2 separate regions of the Homo sapiens genome follow, and region 1 is linked to region 2. A link is a loop called in an ENCODE intact Hi-C map of the cell type or tissue named here. Cell type or tissue: pancreas. All regions are shown on one strand. Each heading gives the region's core, and the rest is flanking DNA. Links, peaks and the distances in the headings are about the cores only.

The links. A loop is a pair of places that touch in the nucleus more often than their neighbours do. Peaks named below come from ENCODE experiments on the same cell type or tissue, not always from the same donor. Only the 100,000 strongest peaks of a DNase experiment are listed, where the experiment ranks them.
Region 1: it touches region 2 in a loop (2.9-fold over the local background); 49 of 110 quality-filtered maps call a loop at or near these places.

What each region holds. Positions count from the first base shown.
Region 1 is chr1:117,666,489-117,676,908 of GRCh38, reverse strand. No RefSeq gene overlaps it. Among named protein-coding and RNA genes, the nearest start is that of TENT5C, 66 kb to the right of the region's middle. In pancreas, for the core only: no CTCF peak of the experiment used is centred there; a DNase peak (open chromatin) is centred at 4,628; H3K27ac peaks cover 1,324 bases.
Region 2 is chr1:117,530,054-117,540,473 of GRCh38, reverse strand. No RefSeq gene overlaps it. Among named protein-coding and RNA genes, the nearest start is that of TENT5C-DT, 71 kb to the left of the region's middle. RefSeq lists silencers at 5,069-5,308, 5,329-5,398. In pancreas, for the core only: CTCF peaks have their summits at 2,819 and 5,309 (motif pointing left); a DNase peak (open chromatin) is centred at 2,713.

The sequences.
Region 1 (10,420 bases), core at 1,620-9,619, 140 kb before region 2:
TCCCCACTTGGGGAGGAAACACCAAAACAGCTCTCATACTTCTTTTGTTACCCTGCACTACTGAAGGCTCTACTACCATTCGATTGCAGCCAAGGCCTGATGCTGGGGCCAGCAAGCCAGGAGCAAAGTGCCTACAGACGGAGTCCTTATCTCTGAAGTGAGGAGATTGGGCCGTTAAGTTCCCTTCCACCTCCGGCATCTGGTTTTAGAGTTCCAATGCAAAGTGCCTACCGAGGGTCCACTGGCATTTAAAGAGATCCATGGGTGGGCTCAGAAGGGGAAGGATGTTTGCAAATGGGGGTGTATGCAGATGTGTGTGCATCTTTCTGGGGAGATGATCCACAGTTTTAATAGGATTCTGGAGTGGGGCCCAAATCCCCCAGATCACTAATAAACACTCTTCCCTAAGTTGAAGGAACTGGATGCTTTGGCCTGAGACCTATCCTCATCCATTTGTAAGGGCAGTCATGTGAAAGAAGGCATACACTGTATTCTGCATAGCTTCCCAGCAAGAAATTGGAACCAACGGCTAAAATTTCAGGGAGGCCAATTTTAGCTCAATATAAGGACCAACTATTTTGAGTGATGTGAAAATAAAATAGATGGTTGCCCAGAACACTGAGTTCTTTGTCACTGAAGTATTCAATCAGTGGCTATCCTTGGTGTTGGAGTGTGAGACAGACTGATAGCCTTTTGAGTCAGGTCCAGCTGTGTACCGGACTGACTGAAGGAAGGCTGAGGGTTTCAGTGCCCTCTCAGATGAGAACAAAAGTGAGGAAAGAGAACAAGTGAAGCTGTGTCTCTCCTGTGGTTTGAATTATAGGCAGAAACCCGAGGTGTGGGGAGCTGCTTGAACTGATTGCTCTGGCCTTGTCATTCCCTCCAGTGGAAGGGGACATCTTCCACAGGTTTGCAGACCCTCAGAGCTCAAGTCTTCAATAATTTGGCAGGGGTCTGGACATTTCTGACTGTCTTCCACTGTCCTAAGCTGGGCTAGATGTGTACCCTGGTACCTGGAACCCACAAAATCTGCCTTTGCTTTTGCTCTTGTAGGCAACTTTTCTCAACTGTATTCTGTATAATATTATGTGACATGCTTATGGATTTTCTCCCAAAATTATTTTTGCAATATATGTCAGAAAAACATTATGTGGGTACTTATGTTAAATATTTTTAAGAATGGTTATACCACACAGAAAATGCCATCCTCCTAGAAGACCTGATGGAATTTCTAGAGACAACCTGAGCACTGGTGGAGCATTTACCACCTCAGGTTATGTTGACAGTCAGCTTATGGTCAATGATTACTGATATAACTTATGTATCTTGCCTTCAAATATGAATGCCTATTTTCTATTTAGTCAATATTCATTGTATGGTGTACTTTGTTTTATTCCACAGATGTTTGTTTCCTATGGATCGGTGGCTTAAAGAAGGAAAATTTTACTTAAAAAGGAGAGCCATATGGTTCTCAACCTATCTGAATCAAATAAGCAAATAGACATAATACTTCAAAGGAAAGGTGAACAGTCATGGCCTTTGATTTCTAAAAAGAAAAAAAGAAAGAAAGAAAAAAATGGAGGAGAGCTGCTGTTGGCAAAACAATGGTTTTGGAACAGCCTAATCAGAATTATCACAAAACTATCGCAAACTTGTTTCACAGAGGCAAACATTGCCTCTTATCCTGGTTTTCCTTATTTGTGAAGTTGCCACACCCTCGTTGGCCACCTGGAGGTAGCCAGCAAATCTCCAACAGGTGGAATGGGTCCTCCTGGGCTGGGGAGGCCTGCAGGCAGAGCAGAGTACACCCCGGCAACACTCGAGGAGCAGCCAGAGTGGTCTTTCCACCAGCAAACCTTCCCAGAGGGTCTCCTATGCAAGTCGGTAGCTGGGCTGTTTCCTTTTGACTCCAAGTGGGCTGAGCCCCTCATAGTGGAGGGAACCCAAACCTAGGAACCTGGCATCCGCCCAGATAAGCTTTGTAGGGTAAAAAAGTGGGACTCCCGTGGTGGGTGCCACTGTCACTCAACAGCCCCGCATTTTCTAGAGTGTGAAGCAGCAAGTCCACCTCCAGACTAGACAGAGCATTGGTGCTGTGCCAGAAGGAAGGGAGACAAGCCCTTCTGAAAAGTGTTTTGGGAGTGTAGAAGGCTAGTGGGGTGATGTGGGCCTGTGGAGGGAGCTCGAGAGACAGCTGAAAGAAGTGAGAAATTGTCAGCTTCCTTTTCTTGTCTTGGCAGGATCTTATTGTCTGAAGCACACAAGACTCCCATCCTCTGGGAGGACTGCGGTTGCTGAAGGAGAAACTCAACCCTGGTCCTGGCACTGACCAGCATGCAGCCCAGATTGCCTGGTTAGCAGGGCTTCAGCTGCTTTCATTCTCTTAACAACTTGGGGGTAAGGTGGATGGGGAAGGTGCCATCATCATCCTAGTTATGCTGCTGAGTCTTAGGGCTGTTGGAAACTTGCTCAAAGTCACATAGCTCGTAAAAGGCAGCGTCAGAGTCTGAAGTTGGATCTTCTCACTTCAAAGTCCAGACTCTTTCCAATATTCATGCTGCCTTGCTCACACACCCTAAAGAAGCCTGCTGGGCACCCTCCATTCATCAAGGAGGTCACTTTTTACGAATTGCTTTGTAAACCCTGGCATCTTTTTGTGATCTGTGTGACTGTTGATATATCTGTATGCCAGATGAGCTCATGGAAGCTCAGAGAGGTTCAAGGACAGGGACAGAGTCACAGAGCAAAGTCAGGGCTCAATTCAAATGTGTTCACCTGTTCTCAAGAATCCTGAAGAACACTGTTGTCAGAGGGTAAAGGGTTTCACCAGCCTCTGCCTCCGTTTTGACTTATGTGACCCATCTCTATGTTTTGTGGGTCTAATTTCTGGAAGGTTGAAAGGAAAGCAAAGTCAGTTTGATACATAGGAGGCTGAAAAGGGACCCACAGTGGTAACAATGATCCCAACAGCTCACAAACCTAGGGAGGTTTCTCCTGGATGGTCTAAAGACCATGGCTGTCTGTGGAGGGAAGAGATGGGAATGACTGTCCAGCCCAAGATAGGGCCAAAAAAGAAAATCTTAAAATATTTTCATTTTCTTAAAGGTTAACACAAGCCCATCAGACCGACCAGTTTTATAAAGAAAGTGGTCAAGCAGATAGTTTCACAATTTTTTTTTTTTAGCAGGACAAAAGAGACTTAATAAAGCAACAGTGATTCACTAAAAGAACCCCAAAAGGAGGTGAGTCATAACATTATATCCATAGCTGTGGGGTAACATACAAAGTAATCCCTTGAGCACTGGGTTTAGCATCGGAAGATAAGGACTGTGTGATCTTGTGTGAGTCACTTAACCTCTCTGAGCCTCAGGGTCCTCCTCCATAGACACTGTCCCCTCTTCAGAGAGTGATGGTGATGAGCACATGGACACACTCTGTGCTCCAGAGGAAAAGGTGAGTGCCATTGCAAACCATCCTAAACACTTTGTTCATGCCATCATTATAGCACTTCGTGCATTGCAGTGTAATTGTCTGTTTATTTCACTGAGTGTCTCCTCCCAATGAGGGACCCTACCATCTGCCACATTGTGGTGTTCAATGAATGTTTTTGGAATGAATGAATAAACGAATGAATAATCAAATGAATTAACAAATCTGAAAAGCATGATGCAGACTTCAGCATTTTTTTTTAACACAGATATACATGTGGGTCACAATGCAAGGAACTTTTTCCAAGCTTCTGGTCATACCCAGAAACATAAAAGCATGGAATATTCAAGACGCAATCAGAGGTGGCACAGAGTATGGAACACGCTTTCCTGCTGCTTTGGCACAAGCTTCACCCTAGTGAGGCTCAGTTGCCCTTCAAACATTGCCCCAGTGCTCCGTTCGCCGGCTATCTCAGACATACTGATGCACACTGGAGTGCCAGCAGTTGCCATTCCCGAGCTGGCTGAGGCCTGCGGTCCTGCCTCTCTATCCTGTCTCACAGATGGGAAAACCAGGGCCCTGGCAGGTGCAATGGCTTGGCCCAGCGATGGCTCAGGGTGCCCGACAACACACGCAGAACTCTCTCCATCCCAGCCCTGCTTCTCAGAGGGTACAAGGCAGTGAGCTAGGGGTACGAGAAGCCCTCAAGAGCCCGAAAATCAGGAATTATACAGATGATGCAGTAGAATGCAGGATTCACATTAATTCAGTAAACATTTACTGAGCGTCCATCATGTGACAGGCACTGGATTTTTAAGTTAAAATATGGGGGTTCACAACAATTTGCTGTTTGGGCCAGGCCACTCCAGAATAGGCCCCCATACCCAGGTTTTGTAACCATTCTGCTCTAGGGGAGGGATCTGAGCGGGGCTGCCCACCAGCCTGCTGACCACCTTGCCCATGTTCTCTCTATTCTGAGGGCTTCCTGCTCTGGTCTCCAGACCTCATTCTTGAAGAGTCACTCCTATCCTTCTCAGGTCTCTGCTGTTCTGCCTCCCGCCTCTGTGGCTGCAGCATCCAGGACCTTCTGCTTACTCAGGCCAAGGAGACAGTGCAGAGAGAGAAGGGAGATCTCTGTGACCCTGCACCAGGGCCAGCCTCTGCACTTCCCTTCTGCCTGGCAGCTGCCCAAGACTTTGACCCAAAGGCTCCCCCTCCACCCCATTGTTCTGTAGCCCTTGGAAGCCCATGGCACAGAGCTGAGCGGCAGGGGGCACCCCTGTGCGTCATTGTGCTCCAAGCAAAGACAATTTCCTAGGGAAGGCTGGAAGACAGACAGAGCCAAGCAAGCCCTTCTGTCCAGACAGAGCAGAAAATAGAAACTGCCAGGAGAGGAACCAGACACAGAGGCAGGGTGGAGCAAGAGGAATTGTCTGGAGACTCCTCTTCTTGGCTAATTGCTTTGAGTCTACACGTGGTTCAAGGCTGGACATATGGCCAAGCTGGGAGGGGCCTCAGTGACCATCCGGTCCACGCCTTCATGTCACAGATTGGGAGGCCATGGACCAGATAGGGGAGGGGATCTGCCCAAAGCTGCACAGCAAGTTACACAGGGCAGGACTAGAACCCACTGGGCCCAGGCTCTGGTGTGTATTTGGGCTGGCTGTCCTGGTGTCTGAGAGCACAGTCTTCCCCTCCCTATATTCTCCTCACTGCTCACCCTGCTCTCTGCCACTGCTGGAAAAGCAGCATTTCAGAAGGCATTTTAGAAATCTAGACCCAGTTGGTCCTGATCCACTCATGTGTCAGAACCCAGAGTTCAACCACTGTTGGGAGGTTTCAGCACGCAATTCTGTGAATCCTAACCCTGGGCCCAGGGCGTTCGGCCTGAGGTGTGACCTGTCTCTGACTGTTCCAGGAGATTTCTCCTGGTCAGGGGGACCTGAGATATAACCAGAGCACACTGAGGCATGAGGTGCCGTGGCAGCATCGTGCAGCGCCGTGTGGGCAAAGCATTGAGGAAGGCTCTCAGGCCAGCAGAGCTTTCTGAAAGGGACTTTGCCTTGGACTCTGATTTAAAGCCTCTCCTCCTGGACCAGTATTATAACAACCATCCATTCCTGTTCTTCGGGTTTGATGAGAATGGAAGAAAAAGAATGAAGGGAGAGAAGTGAAAGTCTCTGGGTTTTCATTGCCGCTGTGTCGTTTATGAGCTACGTGACCCTGGGCCAGTCCCTTCCCCCTCTGGCTTCTTTTTCCTCATTTGTTAAATGAAAGGGTGGTCCGAATGACTCTGCTGATCCTTCCCTTCCTGAGACTCTCTGACTCACGGGAACTCGAGAAAGTCCTGCCCCACACCCAAAGGCCCAAGACTTTCCCTTTGAGTGGCTTCCCTCTGTGGCATTGATCTCAGAATATTTAACCACAGGAGTCCTTGCCCCTTGAGTGTGGAGCTGAAGGATGAGCGCCACTTAACAGAGCAGGAAAACCATCCTATAAAGAGAAACAGGAGAGACTCCTTACTTTTTACCTACTCTCATCATTTCAAAAAGAGCACGCAGCTCCTGGTGGCACCAAGATACCGAAACTAAACCAGCGTTATCTGTGGGGCATAAGATTTATTTTTATTGTATATCAAGGGCTTCAGAAAAGAAACAACTTAGCTTTTTGATACTGAGGAAATTCTGTATCTAATTGTAGGTGCTATTTTCCCCTCATTCTTATCAGTGAAACTCTTTTTGGTACACAGAGTATAAGTTGCACTTTGATGCAGACATGTTCTTCCTATCCATGCTTCATTGCACTGAATGCATCTCACACTGCCCTTGGCCAGGAGCCCTTGTGCAGGGCACAGCCTGCATCACTGTCTATGGCAGCCCTGGTTCGTAGGGTGGCCTGTCTCATGCTTTCTTTAAACAAAAGTCTAACTTCCCTTTTCTTACATCTTGGCCCTGGTAGCTGAGACAGAAAACTTTAAGAGTTTAATTCCTAGCTAGGCGTGGTGGCTCACGCCTGTAATCCCAGCACTTTGGGAGGCCGAGGCAGACGGATCACCTGAGGTCAAGAGGTTGAGACCAGCCTGATCAATATGGTGAAACCCTGTCTCTACTAAAAATACAGAAATCAGCTGAGTGTGGTGGCGCATGCCTGTAGTCCCAACTACTCGGGAGGCTGAGACAGGAGAATTGCTTGAACCTGGGAGGTGGAGCTTGCAGTGAGCTGTGATCACACCACTGCACTCCAGCATGGGCGACAGAACAAGACTCCATCTTAAAAAAAAAAAAAAGAGTTTAATTCCTCAGTTTAAGTGGCTCATTTAAGATGCATGGTCATCCTCTGCCCACCCACCATCAGAGGCAGAAAAGAAATAGTCTTTGCAAAGAACACGACCACATCCACAGAAAAGCAGCTCTTTCTGTAATGCCTGGACTTACCTAGATCTGAAACCTCTTTTCCTTCTTTCCCTCTACCTCTATCCTGAGCACCATGTATCAGTCAGCTTCTGCTGCAAAGTTCCCAGGTGAAAAGTCATCTGTACCTCAATGACATACAATAATAAACTTTACCACTTCTGTGCTTCGGGTCAGTCAGGCAGCTTTGCTGATTTGGGCTGGACACATCACGTGTGAGGGGCTGCGGGCTGTTGGCTGATCTAGGCCACCCTTGGCAGAGGCAGCTGGGGAGATCGCGCACTGCTCCCTGGTCTCTCACCTCCAACAGGCTGGCTCGGGTGCATTTTCATATCTATGACAGAGGCTCAAGAGAGAGCCCTGGAAACGCTCAATGCCCCTTGAGGCCTAGGCTCAGAACTGGCACACTGACCCTTTGCTTCATTCTGCATGCCAAAGCAAGCCCTGCAGAGTAGGGAAATAAATACTGTGCTTTTATGGGAAGAACTCCAAAGTTACATGGCAAACGGCTTGCAGACAGGGAAGGGTAAAAAATTGAGGACATGAATGCTCTCAGCCTCCCGTGTCCCCATCCCCTCCTATGTGTTTTCCAGTCAGAAGACCTCTCCCCTGTATCTTCCACTGCTCCCTCTGTACTTGGTCAGACCCAAAACCAATGTATGTTTAATTCTTTCCTATCTTAAGAAAAAAGTATTACATAGCCCCCTTAAGCATTTATCATCCTGTATCTCCTTCCTTTCTTCTTTAGATAATTTATTCTAAGAATATAAAACATAGATGTATATAAGAAGAATATAAAATACAGAAGCATTGTTCCTAACAGTGTAACTGGAAGTAATGGAAACATCAGAAGCGGGGGACAAACTTAGCCAACTGCTACTTGAGGTGGGTGAATGTTCATTATGTAGACCTTATAAATGATTTATGCAATAATGTTTAAAAAGCTGCATGAGATAAAGTTAATTCAAGAAATAAGATATGGACCACACATATAAGCCCATTATAACTCTGTTAGCAAAAAGCTCTACCATGTAAAACTGGTGGAATCTGAATAAGATCTGGGGATTGGACCAATGTCACTTCCCTGGCTTTGAGGCTGTATTATACACATGTAAGATGTCCCCATTGGGGAAAATTGAGTGAAGGGTACACAGGACATCTCTGTACTGTTCTTGCAGCTTTCTGTGAATTTATAATCATTTCAAAATAAAAAGTTTTTTTCAATCCCCAAAACTTACAGAGAAAGAAGTTTAAAAAAATAGTTACATTATGTGATAGAAATATGAGTGATTTTCTATTTTGTCTAAATTTTTCATTTTTTAAAAGTTATCATGCAAGGGAGAAACCTTTTTTTTCTTTTCTTTTTTTCTTTTTCTTTTTCTTTTTTTTTTTTTTTTTTTTTTTTTTGAGACAGGGTCTTGCTCTGTTGCCCAGACTGGAGTTCAGTGATGATCATGGCTCACTGCAGACTCAACCTGCCAGGACCCCAAATAGTTAAGCCTTCAGACACACACCACCATGCTCACATAGATGTTGGGGGTCTCTCTATGTTGCCCGGACTGGTCTCAAATGCTTGGCCTCAAGTGATCTTCCTACCTCAGCCTCCCAAAGTGCTGGGATTACAGGCATAAGCCACTGCATCTGGCCAACTTCCCACTGTATTTTTTAAGAAAGAAATCCTAGATTCCCTCAGCCAGCTCTGAGCTCACTGTCCCTGGGCACAGGGCCTCTCATGGCCTCCCACTGTGGCCATTTTTAAAACTTCCCTTGGCCATCTGCTTGCCAGAGAACGCACTTCTTGAGGACAGGAGCTATATCTTAGTCACCTTTGTGCATCTCCTCTTCTCCCCTCTTACAAAACTTACTCATATTGAACAAATGTGTATTGAACCAAAAAATCTGCTGGATACTGGTGATCAAAAACCAAATACATCAAGATACATGGAAGAGTTCAAGCCCATAGACAGATGCCTGTTTAATACAACACAATCAGCCAGGCCCAGCGGCTCACATCTGTGATCCCAGTACTTTAGAGGCCGAGGCAGGAGGATCACTTTAGCCCACAAGTGTGAGGTTGCAGTGAGCTATGATCACACCACTGCACTCCAGCCTGGGCCACAGAGGGAAGTTGTATCTCGAAAAAAACAAAAAATACAACACAGTCAAGCCACATAAAAGATGTGCAAGGGATAGTGGGAGTGCAAAGAAGGTACAGAGAAGGTGCCTTGGGTTGCAGGGAAGTCTTCATAGAGGAGATGACACGAGTTCACCAAGGGGTGAGTAGAAGTTGGGAGGAGGCCAAGTCAGAAGAGCATCTTCTAGACAAAAGGATGGCCTTGAACAAAAATGCAGAGAAATAGAAGAACACAGTGGGTGTTACAAACCCATCATCTTCATCCTGGGGATATTTTCCTGTTAAGAAAATATTTTCCAGCATAAACTCTGTTGAGCCAATTTATTTCCTTCATCAATTTTCTAATGCAAGGCAATTCAATAGTTTCCTATTTTTTTGACTTTCACTTTTATGTTATCAGAATTATTTTTGCCATCTATTCTTTTCTTCCTTTGGCATTGTATAGTACCAGTTTCACTGGTTGATCTGTTTGTTTTGTTCACACCAAATTGTACTGAATAAAGCTTTTTTCATGGTGATAGATGTACATAGGCCTTTAATTCTTCCAACTTTGACTTTCCTGGGTCAAATTTTATATCAATCAATATAGTCTAGAATCTTATTATTTTACACATCTTTTGGTTAAAAAACAATATTTTATCAAGTATACTTTTCGCCACTCTCACTTTTTTAAATTTCATTTTGATTATTCTACCAGCAAGATGCATTGTGAATTAGGTAGACTACTGAGCAGTTTTTGTTTCTTAGATTATCCGTGAGAAAATGCAGTGAATGTGTGAGACCCAGCAAGCCAGGCTGACAAATGGAGAGGAAATGCACAAGAGGTGACATGACTAAGAGAGACATGGAAAGGCGGCAGCGCTCCTGGCACGCTGTCTGCCAAGCACCAACACGGGGCTCCCACTGCCCTCAAGGGCCAAAGCATGATGGGGAGAAAGGCCTCGGGATCTAAATGATGAGATAAATGGGTAGGGTCAACGAAGCAGAGCCAAGGCATCCTGCCATGAGCATGGCATGTCAAGGAAAGGGGGAGAGGTTCACTATTGAGGAATTTGAAGTGCAGGGACGAAGTGGGTGAGGGGCCTTGTATGCTAAACTGAAGAGTTTGGTTGGGCTTTATACAGAGATAAACAAGAGTGGATAATACCTACACATGATTTAGAAAATCAAATTGTACAGAAGGACTTTTTCTTAAAAAAGCAGTTGAACCCAGCCCCATCCCTCACCCCAGCCAGTCCCAATTGCAAAGTAGACAGAATTACTTTTGACTATTTCTGACATTGGATTGTCTACAGATTACCTGTATATATTGAAAATGTGCCTATATGGTTGTTTCTTAATTATTCAGCTTTAGCTGGGTGTGGTGGCTCCTGCCTGTAATCCCAGCACTTTGGGGGACCAAGATGGGAGGATCACCTGAGCCCGGGAGTTCAAGACCAGCCTGGGC
Region 2 (10,420 bases), core at 1,592-9,591:
GACATGCGGCAACTACCCTCCACTTACAAAAGTCGTGGTAGACTGGAAGGTGTTGAGTAAGGCTGGAGCCAAGTGGTGATTGTGAGTGAAGTCCTAGACTCCTCTGCCCCAGACTCCAGTCCAACAGGACAAACTGTTCCGGAAGGAAGGATGGTCTGAGCCTCAGCTGGTCGGGCCTAGTGATGCCATGTGGGACAACCTATTCAATCTTCATAACCACTCTGTAATAGGTGTATAATTATCCCATTTTTCAGATGAAAAAATTGAGGCTCAGAAAGAGATGTTATAGTTGTGGCCCAAGATCATACAGTGAATATGCAACAGACACTGTTCACCTAAACACAAACTTCAAAGCTTACATGAGGCTGTAAAGCAAGGGGACACTAAGAACAGGTCTGGGGTGGTCCAGCAATGGGGCTGTCTGGAAGTGGCCCCTGTCCAGGGGTTTCTGTGGCCTGGCCTCTAAAACCCCTGCTGTCTGCCTATTCTTCAAGCCTAGGCCTCTGACTTTCTGCAGACTATCTGAACCTCCATATATCCTTCCATAAACACCTTTTATGTAAGTAGCCAGAGTTGGTTTTTGCTCCTTGCCCTGAAGAACACTGACAGTCCAAAGCCTCAGCAGGCTGTCTCCTCAGTGATGCCGCCTGCCTTGACTGGGAATAGGAGGTGGGTGATGCTTTGGCCCTACAGGGCTCAGCTGGCTGCTCTTTCTCACCTGAAGTGCCTTTTGCTAAGCCCAGGAGTGCAGGGCTTTCTGCTGGTCTCCATTATGTTAGCTTGGCTGCATAGTCAAGTGGGGTGGGACTCCAGCAGAGAGGGCTAGGGGCCACCCAGACAGTAACCCCTATGATATATAACCCCTCTCACTGGTCACACAGTGACACATGTACCCATAGATCCTTGCACTCTTACAAACAATGCCAGCTTCACATCTTCCCCCTTCTCCATTTGCATGTACACCCCACATGTGTACATTCTTTGTCCCTCTGGCTCCCGTGGCCCAGTCTATTTCTCTTCCCCATCAGCCAATTGAGCCACCTACCCATTTTGGTGCTGGAACAGTGTGAGCTGGGAAGCAGGAAGTGGTGGGTGATGAGGCTAGAACAATGTGGAGGGGCTAAGCTGATACCTCCCTGTGAGGACAGGGGACCTCTGAAGTGCAGTATCGCATATACGATCTTGGGGTGCTAGGTGGGGACTGCTGCTCTCTGTAGCTCCCTGCTCCCAGAAGTTAGCAGAACTGTGCTGTGGTTGGAGTTCTGCATGAAGAATCCCTGAACGACCCTACTGCTGCTCCCATTCTGCGTCTATCTTCTTCATTTTTAGAGACAAGGTCTCAGTCTGTTGCCTAGGCTGGAGTGCAGAGGCATGATCATAGCTCACTGCAGCTGAAGTTATAGCTCAAGCAATTCTCCTGCCTCGGCCTTCGGAGTAGCTAGGACTATAGGTGTGAGCCACCACGCTTGGCTAATTTATTATTTTTTGTAGAATCAGGGTCTCACTATGCTGTCCAGGCTGGTCTCAAACTCCTGGCCTCAAGCAGTCCTCCCACCACAGCCTCCTGAAGTGCTGAGTTACAGGCGTGAGCTACCATACACAGCCTTCTTTTCCTTCCTCATCGGGGGTCCTCTCCTTTTACCATACTGCTTTCTGCTTCCTAAGGCGGATAAGATAAAACAAACAACCCAATCTCCAGGGACAACTGCCTGGCTTCTCCTTCCTCAAACCCAGCAGATTATAAGGCAGAGGCTCTGCCTTGTTCCTCTTCCTAGAGCATCCCATAGACATATGAATTGAAGGTGAGCCTAAAAGGACTGGGAGTGCAGGTGGGTGGCTGATTTCGATGCTCCCCTCCAGGCACAGTTGAGGAACTCAGTGTCCTGGATGTTTCTTCCTTATTAACAAACGCCTTCAGGTCAAGGTAGCCTGGAATGCTGGGCAGTTTACTTCTTTGGGTTCATTCCTCCTAGATTTTGGTCTGGTCATCCTTCACTAGGCTTTTGGTTCTTCAATGCTTTTAAAAGATTTTTCTTTTTAAGATTTTTTTTCTTTTTCTTTCTTTTTCTTTTTTTTTTTTCTTTTTGAGATACAGTTTTGCTCTTGTTGCCCAGGCTAGAGTGCAGTCGTGCAATCTTGGCTCACTGCAACCTCTGCCTCCTGGGTTCAAGCAATTCTCCTGCCTCAGCCTCCCAAATAGCTGGGATTACAGGCGCGTGCCACCATGCCGTGCTAATTTTGTATTTTTAGTAGAAATGGGGTTTTGTCATGTTGGTCAGGCTGGTCTTGAACTCCTGACCTCAGGTGATACGCTTGCCTCGGCCTCCCAAAGTGCTGGGATTACAGGTGTGAGCTACTGCACTAAGCCTCGTTTTAAGATTTATTTGGCTTTTCAAGTTGTCCTCAGTCGGGGGGGTTGGTAGAGAGTCCACAGGTAACATTATTAGTCCAGTTTGACAGAAAATAAAACAGGCAGTTTCCCTATCCTTCAGACTGCCACTTTCCTATAAAACTATTTCTTATCCTTTTTCTCAAGTTCTTTTGCCTTAAATGCCAACATCTTCTCCCCTATTCCCACTCTTAATAATCTTACTTCCTATTTCGTTGAGAAAATAGAAGCAATCAGAAGAGGACTCCCCTGTGCTGCTCCTCGTACTACCTGCTTCTCTTCCCGGTGCTCAGCTTCCCTCCGGTTACAATGAGGGAACTGTCCAAACACTCCGGCGAGGCCACGCCTACCGCCTACCTAAGGACATGGTTCCTGCAATTATCCTCTCTCCTGCAATACCAAACTTTTCCTCTCTGAGGGAGTATTCCCATCAGAAGAGAAACAGATTGTAATATTGCCCTCCAAAAGAAAATCTCTTCTTGATCCTCTATCTCTAATGCCTGGCTACCACCTGTTTTTATGCTCCTCATCGCAAGTGAAACTCCTATAAAGGGTTGTTTACACTCATTGTCTCTACCTCTTCTTCCATTTCCTCTTGAACTTCCTCTGAGCTGGCTTCTGCCCCCTTATTCTACAGAACAGTTTTTGTCAAGATCACCAATCATCACCATGTTGCCAAACCCAATCCAATTCTCAGGACTCATTTTACTTAATCCATCAGTGGCTCACTCCCTTCTCCTTGGTTTCTGGGGTTTCCCCCCGAGTCCCTTGGCTCTCTCTGGTCTTCTCTGCTCCCTTCTTATCCCACAGACCTCTAAACACTGGATGGCCTCAGGGCTCAGCCCTTGGGTGATTTCTTTTCTCAACCTCTAAGTGGCTTACCCTAAGGGATCTCAAGTCTACAGGCTATATATACCTTGACAAATGTCCAAATTTGTATCTCCAGCCCAGACCTCTCCTGAATTCCAGGTTCACATAGTTAACTACTTACTCTCAGTAAACAGGCAGATGTTTAATAAGAAATGAAAATTTAACATGTTCAAGAACAAATTCATCATTGCACCCCTCCTAGATCTTAATCTTCTCCATTCAAAAATGGTCACTGCATTCTTCCAATAGCTCAGATCAAACACACTGGAGTCAAACCTTTTCTTTTTCATGCCCATAATCAATTGCGTCAACTTTACCTTCAAAATATAGACCATAGTTGTTCTCCCTCATCACTGGTCTGAGTCACCAGCATTCCTCACCTGAATTATTTCAGTAGCCTCCAAACTGGTGTCCCTTCTCCCATCATGGCTCCCCTACCATCTGTTTTCCACACAGAAGCCAGAGTGACCCTTTGAAAACAGAGCAGATCATGTCACAACTGTGCTCAGTCTCCTGGGGCTTCTATTTTACTTGGTGTAAAAGTCAAAAATTTTTTTTTCTGAGACAGGGTCTCACTCTGTCGCCCAGGCTGGAGTGCAGTGGCACGATCAAGGCTCACTACAGCCTTGACCTCCCAGGCTTCTCCCACCTCAGCCTCCCCAGTAGCTGAGACTCCAGGTGTGCATTACACCTGGCTAATTTTTTTGTAGTTTTAGTAGTGACAGGGTTTTGTCGTGTTGCCCAGGCTGTTCTCGAACTGCTGGGCTCAAGTGATCCTCCCACTCAGCCTCCAAAGTGCTGGGATTACAGGCGTGAGCCACTGCGCCTGGCCAAAAGTCAAACTCTTGACAAGGGACTACACAGGGTCTTCCAAGATGGGACCCTGTTACTTTGCTGGTCTCCTCTTCTACCTTCCCCTAGCTCATTCTGCTCCAGCCTCTTGCTCTTCTTTGAATGGGTCGTGCATTGTGGTAACCCTTTGGCAGCCCTGCCCAGAAGGACTGGGTGCTGTAAACTGCAGTGCCCTCCTTGCCTTCGTGCGTCAATGACTCCTTTTCCTAGAATGTCTTTCCCTCATTTGTTGCAGCTAGACTCCTATCACAACCTACAAATTTCTCATTGCTCAAATTTCAAATGGGTAATTCCTCTCTGAAAGCTCAAGTTACAAATTTCTCACCACTCTCTCTTCATCACCACGTAGCTCTTCCCTACTTCAAAAGGTTCAATTCCAGCCCCCAAACCTCACCCTTAAATTAGGTAAACTCACTTCCCCTGTTCCCTGACTCATCTTCCTTCTACACTCTAGTGGCATTTGGTACACACCTTTACTAGCAAAACATAACCTTCGGCTTGCCCATCATCCTCTTCCGGCTTGGAGGCTCCAGAGGTTCGATGTCATGGTTGGCTCTGGATCTCCAGTGCCTCACACAGTTTTTGGTACATATATATTCAATAAATGTTTAAAGAAAAATAATTTCAAAAGGACTTAGGCAGAGTTATGTCCTAACAACTATGGACAACTACAATTTATGTCAGGAAATAAACTATTCCACAACACACCTATTGTTCTACATGAGCTAAAATTATTCATAGGGTTCAAATCGGAATTTTTCTAGGATTCTCTTCTGTCACGAGATTACATTTTTCATCTTCTAATAACTCTTAACTATTAGCTCAATGTCTTTAAAAGAAGGCAGTCACGTTTTAAAGGAAAGGGGAAAGTCTTTTTAGTCTTCTGTTTGTAGAACGTTTCATCACTGACTTGGTTCCAGTGGAGGCCCCAGCAGGCTGCTGGTATAGTAGGCTTGCCTGAACAACCAAGAACCTTGGCATCCTACCGTCAGTCAGAGGCAGGGTGTATTGACAAACTTAAGCAAGGTGTTTCACTGTATCTCCAGCCTCCCAGGCTTCAATCAGCTAACAATGGGAGGGAGGGAGAGGCGAGGGAGAGAGGGGAGAGCGGACAGGGGAGAGGGGAGACGGAGGAGAGGGAGGAGAGGGAGGAGAGGGAGGGGAGAAACATACTACTGCCCTCTAGTGGCAAAAATTTCTAGACTCTTACTGCTGAACTGCTTCAAAATGCTGAGCCCACACCAAATTCATTTTGAGTCATTCGAAGTTTTGATGAGTGATAAGTATTTTTGAAAGCTATTCCCAGGGGAGTCCCTTAACCTCTTTTTAAGTAACATTCACTTTTGCATCTTATGGGCTCTTTGGTACTGGGGGAGGACTGAACGCTGAATTTAAAAGGGAGAATCACTCTTGGGGATCTTGGTAGGTGCCCCTGTTGGACCCCCACTCAAGGCCTTTAAGAGCTACAGGAGAGGGCTGTCTTATAGCTCTCAGTAAAATGGATGTCCTTGTTCAAGTTCAAGGCCAATCTTCCTACCTGTGCTTTGGATCTCATAGTCCTGGCCCCTTCGTCAAGTATCTTTGCCTTATCAAATAGCTCCCTTTCCCCTTGTTTTCAAATTCAATTAACTCTTAAAATTCAGTTCCAGTGTCAGTTACTTTCCTCATTATCCTCCTCCCTCCCGAATCTATGTTAAGCTTGATTAGGATCGTACTCTACCCATATAATACTGAAAGCCACAATATTAAGCAAGCCAGTCCTGTTTGAGGGTACAGATTTTATTTTGATTTCTATATATATTTTGAAGCCTATGAAAGCTTCTGGCAAACAGTAGGTGAAAGCTCAAAAAATGTGTGGAATAACTATATTAATGATCTCATGAATTACATTCCAATGTTCTAGTCCAGTTCCGTTTTACAGAAAATAAACTGAGGTCCAGAGAAGTTGAATAACTTGCCTAAGGCCTTACAACCAGTCAGGGGAAGACCAAGGACTACAATTTTGGATTCCTTACTAATTAAGGATCCCTGACACTAGGCCCTCCCGACACTCTGTGAATCATTGTTTGCTGTGTATTTTCTACATTTGCAGAAAAAGAAAGCAATACGTGCCATCTTTTTTATAAGGCGTAGACTTTTCTTAGTGTGTATGGTTTTGATAAAGCTTTTATTGATAGAAAACTCAGAATCAAGAGTAATGGACTACAATCACCCTTAAATGAGGCAGCCTGGCCTGGTGGAAAGAGTATCGGCCTCTGAGAACTAGGGTGTTTATTCAGTAAATTTGTTGTCAAGAGGAATAAAAAGATGACTAGGATACTGTCTACATCCTTAAGCACCTGATAACCTAATAGAAGAGGTAAAGACATGTCCACAAATGATTATTATAAGGCAGAATGTGAAGAGTTGTAGAAGTTATGAACTAACTATGGATGTACAAACATGGAAGAATCACTCAAAGTTTGGGAAATCAGGAAAGGTTCTGTGAAAGCTTTTAGTCTTGTGAGAATAGGAAAGATGTGCAGGGCTTTGCTGGAATTGGATAAAGGCCTTTCAGATGGGAAGAGTAAAGCTTTAAGAAGGCTGAAAATAGGCCGGTCACAGTGCCTCACTGCTGTAATCCCAGCACTTTGGGAGGCCGAGGTGGGCGGTAATCCCAGCACTTTGGGAGGCCGAGGTGGGCGGATCACCTAAGGTCGGGAGTTCGAGACCAGCCTGACCAACATGGAGAAACCCTGTCTCTACTAAAAGTGCAAAATTAGCCAGCTGTGGTGGTGCATGCCTGTAATCCCAGCTACTCAGGAGGCTGAGGCAGAATTGCTCGAACCTGGGAGGTGGAGGTTGCGGTGAGCCAAGATCGCGCCATTGCACTCCAGCCTGGGCAACAAGAACAAAACTCTGTCTCAAAAATAAAAATAAAGGCTGAAATTTGTAGAGGAACTTATAAAGAATATGAATAAAGGTATCTATATACACATCTATCTATTCATTTCTGGAATGGCAAATGGCAGAGTGAGAAGCTCAGCAAATCATTTCCCTCAAAAGGAATAAAATGGACAATTAAAAAACTCGAACCATTCAGGATTCTGGAAATTGACCAAAGGCATACAACAAAATGAGAAGTATTTATCCAAGAAAAACTCCTGAACCAGGAAAGAACAGTGTGTCTGTGATGTTTTAGCCCAGAGCTGCTCTCATCCCCTTCCAGCTCCATCAGCATGGCAGCTCTATCAGGGCAGGACAGGCTGTGAGGGTTACCTGATTTGGAGTAGAATGCAGAAAAACTCCGTGCTCCTGGGCATTGTTAGAAATGAAAGGAATCTCAGTAGCAAATGAATAGGAAAGGCCAGTGCAGTTAGCCTGAGGTTCTGGTTGGGGCAAGCAAGAGATTGACAGACAAGCCAGAAACTAACAGGGAGATTCACGGAATGAAACAGCCATAGTGTACTTGCCACACATCTCTGGTGGCATGGAAGGATGAACGCAAGAGCAAGGTTGAGCACAATTTAAGAGAAACCAGAGAAAGCCCTAGCTACCTCTGAACATTCCTGACTAAATGTGAGACCTTAGACATAAGGCCTTGGGTGAAGTAAAAGCTGGGAAGACTTGTAAACTGCATAAACTTTGAATGTGTTCTCCAGCTTACACACGGATCCACTGACAACACGCAGAAGCCCTTCCTAGTCAAAGGTATTTGGGTACAACCTCTGACAAATCACTTGTTGACCACTAAACTATACTGACAGAGGGCTGACTCCTAGGAAGCCAGGCTTAAAAAATATAAACAAGATTTTAGAAATACAAAACTAAGCAAAGACATCAATGACTGTGCAACATGGGGAAAAGAGCCTCCAAAGAATTAGTCTACACCAATCACTAAACAAAGAGAACAGCAGTTGCAACAACTACCACCTCCCTGGGTCACAGAGATGAGATCAGAACCCAGAGTTCTACAATAATGTTATCTAAAATGTCCAGTTTTCAACAAAAAATTACAAGATATGCAAAGAAACAGGAAACAGTGGCCTACTTTCAGGAAAAAGAAGTACCTGAATTCTACCCCACTAGATGCCAGAATCACCCCCTACCCCCAGTCATGACAATCAAAAATGTTTCCAGACATTGCCAAATGTCCCTGAAGGGAGGAAGGGCAAAGTCACCCCCTGGCTGAGAACTACTGCTCTAATGCTAGTTATCACATAGTGTGATACTGGGATAAGAAAAGACATATATCAATGGGATAAAATTAAGAGTCCAGAAATTAATGTCAGTTGATATTTCACAAAGGTGCCAAAGCAATTTATAGGAAAGGGATAGTCTTTTCAATAAATACTGAGATAACTGGGTATTCATGCACAAAACATTGTTAGACCCTTCATATACATGAGGAATTAACTCAAAATGAATCATAGACCTAAATGTAAAAGCTAAAACTATAAAACTTTTAGAAAAAAAATTAGGTCTAAACTCTTAGTGACTTTGGATTAGGAAAGAAAGCACAATCCATAGAAGACAACATTGATAAACTGCGCTTCATTAAAATTAAAATTTTTTGCATGTCAAAAACATGAATAAAAAATTGAAAAGACAAACCACAATCTTAGAGAAAATAGATATAGAATATATAAAGAACTCTTACAACTCAATAAGACAATTCAATTTTTAAAATGGGCAAAATATTGGAATAAACATTTTACCAAAGGCATGAACAGCTACTATCACAGACAGTCAACACCATTAGTCATTTGAGCAACATAAATTAAAGCCACAATGAGATACAACTTCACACCCATTAAAATGGCTATAATAAAAAAGACAGATAATAAAAAGACAATAACAAGTATTAGTGGAGATGTGGAGAAACTGGTACCCTTGCCATCATACATTGCTAGTGAGAATGTAAAAGCAGTACTATGGAAGACAGTGTGGTAATTTCTTGAGAAGTTATACATAACTTTACCATATGACTCAGAAATTCCACTCTTAGGTATATACTTGAGAAATGAAGACATATATCCACCCAAAGACTTGTATGCAAATATTCTTAACAGCATCATTCATAATAACCAAAAACTGGAAACAATTCAAATGTCTATCAATTAGTGAATGGATAAATATGGTATATCCATACAATGAAATTCATTTAGCAGTAAAAAGGAATAACTCTTGACAGTTGCTATAGCATTGACAAACCTTAAATGCAAAACATTATGCTAGGTTAAAGAAGCCAGATGCAAAAGACCACATACTGTATGATTTCATAATATAAAATGTCCAGTTAAAAGGCAGATCTACAGAGACAGAAAGTAGACCAGTGGTTACCAGTGGCTGGGATGGAAATGGAGATTGACTGCAAATCAATACATGGGATCTTTGTGTATTGTGGGATGGTTGTACAGTTTTATAAACTTACTAAAAAATCATTAAATCATACACTTAAGAGTGGGAATATTTTATGTAAATCATACCTCAGTAAAAGTTTCTTTTAAAAGTTAAGGAAATTGCAAGAAATTGTTATGTCCTTATGATATAAAGATAACTGCTATTAACTTTTTGTATATATTTTTGCTGTGTATCCAACAAAAAGTGACTTCTGCTATAGTTTTTAAAGTGCTTGGTTCACATGCATTATTGATGTATTTGCATATTAAACTTTTTTTTATAACCACAACAAAAATACACGTCTTATTTCATAGAACCATGAAGGATAACACTGGAAGACTTGCCTTCATTTTACCCTCCCTTTTGGGTTTCACTTTCCTTGTGCCTAAAATGAGAAGGTATAATTAGATGTTTCATTGGCTCTTCACTGCCCTGTTTTAATTGCCCTTATTATTTTTTTTCTGTTCCTTTAGAAATGATTACTGCAATCTGCTAACAAAAATACGTAAAAACAACTAAAGCTTTAAGCTAAATTTGGGCTAGGTGCCTGGATTTTTCTCATTTAATTATCCTAGAAATCCTGTATTATCCTTCTTTTAGAGGCAAGAAAATTGAGATTTAGTAGGGTTAAGAAATTTGTCTTAGAAAGTAGATTCAAGGTTACCAGGTAATATGGTTTGCTGTGTCCCCACCTGAATCTCATCTTGAACTGTAGCTCCCATAATCCCCACATGCTGTGGGAGGGACTTGGTGGGAGGTAATTGAATCATGGGGGTGGGCTTTTTCCCCTGCTGTTCTTGTGATAGTGAATAAGTCTCATGAAATCTGATGGTTTTATAAAGGGCAGTTCCCCTACACAAGCTCTCTTGCCTGCTGCCATGTAAGACATGCCTTTGCTCCTTCGCCTTCTACCATGTGAGGCCTTCC